2 separate regions of the Mus musculus genome follow, and region 1 is linked to region 2. The links are chromatin loops, found by intact Hi-C in ENCODE. Cell type or tissue: left cerebral cortex. All regions are shown on one strand.

The links. A loop is a pair of places that touch in the nucleus more often than their neighbours do. Peaks named below come from ENCODE experiments on the same cell type or tissue, not always from the same donor. Only the 100,000 strongest peaks of a DNase experiment are listed, where the experiment ranks them.
Region 1: a loop joins it to region 2, with 3 times the contacts of the local background. A loop is called at or near these places in 19 of 42 quality-filtered maps.

What each region holds. Positions count from the first base shown.
Region 1 is chrX:103,372,953-103,375,452 of GRCm38, reverse strand. Chic1 (cysteine-rich hydrophobic domain 1) reads right to left here. Exons shown (of 6, transcript NM_009767.2): 3 at 1,699-1,854. Among named protein-coding and RNA genes, the nearest start is that of Chic1, 18 kb to the right of the region's middle. In left cerebral cortex, a CTCF peak has its summit at 972 (motif pointing right); a DNase peak (open chromatin) is centred at 1,060.
Region 2 is chrX:103,286,765-103,289,264 of GRCm38, reverse strand. It overlaps the pseudogene Gm19200. Among named protein-coding and RNA genes, the nearest start is that of 4930519F16Rik, 31 kb to the right of the region's middle. In left cerebral cortex, no CTCF peak of the experiment used is centred here; DNase peaks (open chromatin) are centred at 221, 429 and 1,096.

The DNA of each region.
Region 1 (2,500 bases), 86 kb before region 2:
ATCAGGGTGGCCTCGAATTCAGAAATCCACTTGCCTCTGCCTCCTGAGTGCTGGGATTAAAGGCGTGGAGAAATATCCTTGATAACATTAAAACCCAAAACTTTGTTTCTTAGTGATTGAGACTGGCTACACTCAGGATGGGAAATCCAAATCATGTAATTCACATTGAGGTTTTAAAATAACATCATGGAAGTTAGTGATTATAACTTCTAAAAGATACAATTAAAAAATGATGTTGTTATCTCTTTTAACACTTGTAGAAAGCCAGTTGAAAATACTATGCTTGTATTGACAAGCAAATTAAACTATATTTAAAGCAAAGCTCTGAGCTACTGGTGGTTATTAAAGGAATCAGTAGTCTACTTCCAAAAAGTCAGAGTGGAGCAGCACCTGGTAACACACACCTATAATCCCAGTTGCTTAGGAGACCGAAGCAAAAAACAAAACAAAAATCAAACAAACAAAAAACAACCATGAGCTCAAAGCCTTCCTGGGCTAGAGTCTAAGATAAGCTCAGGCCAGGTATGTAGAAGTGTGAGGGTATTTTTTTCCTTAAAAATTTATTTATTTCTGGGGCTGGAGAGATGGCTCAGCTTCCAAAGGCCCTGAGTTCAAATCCTAGCAAGCACATAGTGGCTCACAACCATCTGTAACAAGATCTGACTCCCTCTTCTGGAGTGTCTGAAGACAGCTATAGTGTACTTAGATATAGTAAATCTTTTTAAAAATTGTATTTCTTGGGCTGGAGAGATGGGTCAGTGGTTAAGAGCACCGACTGCTCTTCTTAAGGTCCTGAGTTCAAATCCCAGCAACCACATGGTGGCTCACAACCATCCGTAACGAGATCTGATGTCCTTTTCTGGTGCATCTGAAGACAGCTACAGTGTACTTAGATATAATAATAAATAAATAAATCTTTTAAAAAATTGTATTTCTTATGTATACAGTGTTCTACCTGCATGTATGCCTGTGGGCCAGAAGAGGGCACCAGAACCCGTTACAGTCAGTCTCCTGCTGATGGCCAGCAAGCCTCGTGACCCTTCTGTTTTCACCCAGGCCTAGCTTGTGACATGAGTGCTGGGATTTAAGCGCACATGCTTGTGCAGAGAGGGCTGTTACCCATCTCTCCAGCCCCTTTCATCACATTTCTTTTTCATTACTGGAAACTGAACATCACTCTATCACTGATCCCAGCCTGTTAATCGTACTTTTCAAAGATGTCCTCCCGAACTGGAGAAAACAGACCTGAAATAAAAATGAAATTTTAAAGTAGACAAAATTGAGGTAGTGTCCTAAATTCATGACACAACTAGAAAGAAATGTTACTATGACGTGTTCAAGGGTAAGAGCTTTCTTCACCTTTGAGGATTGCTGGTCCTTCTGGTTGGCTTCTGCTGTAGCTCAGAATTATTTTAAGTCATCCTTTTGGGTTTTCCTTTTTTTAAAAAAGTAATCCATATATATTTGAATATATAAATTAAATTGCATTTATTGAAAATGGTGTAAACTCATATTAAGTAATAAACTATTGGTAAAGGCTAAACAAGTGACTTTCTCTTTCCATAATTTCTTTAGCATTAAAATAAAGACAGCAGTGTTCTGAGAGTTAAATAAATCATGGAAACAGTTCTAACACATAATAAGTGTTAATAAATGTCAGCTCTTTTTATTTTCATATAATAGGCTGGTTATACTTACTCTTTTGTTGAGACAAATCACGGGCCACAGGCTGCACCCCAGGGTACAGCAGCAGCAGAGACATCCACACAGCAGCCATTTCACATTGACAGGGAGAGCCTTTTTCAAGCATGAGTTCACACGGCCAATGCTGGTCTTAAATTCTTCTGGAGCCACCTAAAATAGGGGGACTCTCTTTAAGGATTTGTGAACAGCTCCCCACTACCTCTAATCCTAAGGAAGACGCCTTATCCCAAATATTTCAATGTCTCAATATAGTCTCTCCATACATCTGTATCATATACTCTTGGAAGACTTAGCGAGTAAAGCAATACAATTTCATGGTTCAAGAACTTCGCATAATATTCACAATGTTCTGAAATGACCAACAATAAATGGAAAGCAACAGGACTGATTGGAATGGAAACCCATCAAACACTTTTGTTAGCAAACATTCTTGTTAAGGCAATGGTGCTCACAGTCTTCAGGCACCCTGACTCAAAGCTGGGCTTTGGTTAGAAGCGTAAGATAAGACTAAAACCCAAACAACTACCCAGAGGAAATGCAATTCAAGCAGGCATTGATAATAATCCCCAATTACTTTGAAATAAACTCTCTTAATACCTTTTCTTTCTGGCAAATCTGTAATATAATAGTTAAACCGGCTATTGTTTGCATTAACAAAAAAGTGGTATCTGGTTTAAAGCTATCTATCAGTGTTCAGCCCACATAAGACTCATAAGTACTCCGAGTTTTGAAGGTTGAAAAACCCTTCACACAAATTTCATATTTCTAGTTAATTACCTCTGTTCCTGAAATAGTT
Region 2 (2,500 bases):
TTGAAAGACCACGTGTCAATACTAGCTAGCTTTCTGGCCTCCGTGCCTTGTGACACGCAGTGGCAGCGCTTTAGGTCTGCTGAGCGCCACCCCCACCCCCCGTCCCCCACCCCCCATGGGCGTCGAGGTGAGGTTGTCAGGGCAACCAATGCGGAGCGCCACTGAGTGCTGCAGCCAAGCTGTAATGTTGCAGTGCTCTCAGCCTTCAAACAGTACCTCAGGTCCAGCCCTGCAGATCAACCAATGTCGCGTTCTCACTGAAAATCTAGCAACAATGATGTACGATTGTAGCTGGAGTGTTGTCCCCCTTCTAACAACAGTGTACTTTGAAATGTGGCAAGAAGCATTTGGCTGAAACATTTGAGGTCCACATCTGCTTGCGAAATTCTCAATAGGGGCTGGTGTCTGTGAAGTACCCGCTATGCTCCTGCAGATTAGTCACCATCAACAACCTAATTTTGCGTCAGGAAAATGAGGCGTTCTGTCTTTCCGAAGACGCTTCCTTGTGGCTTTCTGCGATTGTCAGTGTGAAGTTCTCCACTCCAATCTTATTATCAGTCTCGGAGGCTCTCATCCTTGTTTGCTTTAGTCTACCAAGCTGTGGCCTACAGGTGCCAGCTGTGGAATGCCCTGGCTTGCACTTCCTCTTTCTAGAAGCTTAAAAGGCACAATCCTCTGTGAGAGCCCAGCACCTTGAGGGTCTCCTGTCACGAAACCTTGACAACATGACAGTGAATGATGGTGGGGGAATTCTTAGAGTTATTTCAGCTGGCAAGTCTACAGTACTTCATGAATTCATGGAAAGAATTGCAGTTGGTTTCATCTGCATTAATTACTCAGGAAGGCTGTGCTTTGTTATGGGAACCTCCGTTTTTGATTTTAGAGACTTGCAGAAAATACAGGCAGATGATTTGGAGGAAAATGGGGCCCTCTCTTGGGGTTCTTAGTTTCCTTAACAAAAGCATTTAAGATGGACTCAAATGGAAGCTCGAGGACAGTTTTATTGGAGTTAAAAAAAAATCCATGTCAGGCAAGCCGTAACCGGTAGCAGCTGCCCAGAGGAGAAGGCAGGAGAGAAGGGAAAAGCCACGTGATTGAGGTTGTTATGGAGCTTAGTCAGACACACGTTGAGGAGAGGAGCTTTAGAGAAAGAGCGAGGAGGCCCAAAACGTCAGAAAAAAAAAGTACTGAGGATCTGGCCAGCATCTGAAGGAGACAGGAAAGAAAGAAAAAGCAGAAGTTGTATATCTGAAGGTCGCCAGACTCAGTGGAACGTCATGGTGGCCCATAGGGGTTGCTCTGAGGGAAGGAGCTGGGAATTCTGGGAAAGAGAAATACAGTAGTTCATTAACGAAAAAAATTCTTTAGCCTATTTCTTTAGCATGCCTTAAGGTAAGTCCAAGTTCCTAGGAATGGGCCTTAGCTGGGTGATTTACCTAGCACAACTGGGATTTTATGTCTCTACCCAGGCCAGAGAGTCTATTCTTTCAACCAGAGTAAGTTTTCTCTTAATGGGAGTTTACAGCTATTCTAACAGTCTGTCTGTAGGCAATATGCCTTAGTGAAGGAGAGAGGCCTTTGTCTTTGGGAATGTTGGCACTGAAATGCTCCTGCAAAATTACTGAGCCTCTGTAGAGGGACTGTGGAAACCACCAGCTTTGGTTTGTTGCTGGAAACAGATGAGGTCTGTCACATACACTTAGAAGTTGTAATCAATAGAATTCCTCAAAGAGTGGGCTCTATTTGTGGTGGGAAAATTGCATGTTGAATTGGGCAGTGAACTGAACTGGAAGGTGACAGGAACTGGAGTATTCCAGACTGGTTTACTTTGTCTTTGTAGGAGGGCCAGAGCAGATTTCCAGGGTCTTTGTTTGCTGGCGGGCAGACAACTCGGAGAGATTAAAGGGCAATCAAGATGAAGTCTGTAAGCACAGGCATTTGGATGGGAGTCTTTTGGTCCTAAAAGACACCAGGATAGTCCCATGGCTATGTGAAAAGACTCCAGGAGGCTTTGAGACCGTATCATTCCCTCAGTACTTGCCAGAGACCCTGAGCAATCGCTGAACTGAAAGAACTGTGTGGCAATTCTTATCAGTGTGGAGAAAGATAACAGTGATTCTAAGCAGAATTGTTTAAAGATCAGGAAAAGCTTGATAGCAATCTCTGTGTAAATCCAAAACAAACAAACTCCACCCCTCCCCAAGATTTGGCAGTGGAGTAAATGGACTTTCAAGAGAGTTCTCTGCTGACAATTTCAGCTGTAGCTTGTGTGGCTTTTCTTGATGTTTGCACAAATTCTCCTTCTTAAAAACAACTGATCTGTAGTAGAAACAGGTTTTCTTTGTATATTAAAAGATAGTTTAAAAATCGCAAATTGTTTCATAACAGGAAAACTGTTTCTACGTCCTGATCCATTGTTGGTAATTGGCAATTCATCAGTATCAGTTTTCTTAAAACTGGAAGTCCTTCAAAAATCCAGCCTAGTAACTCATTGAGGGTC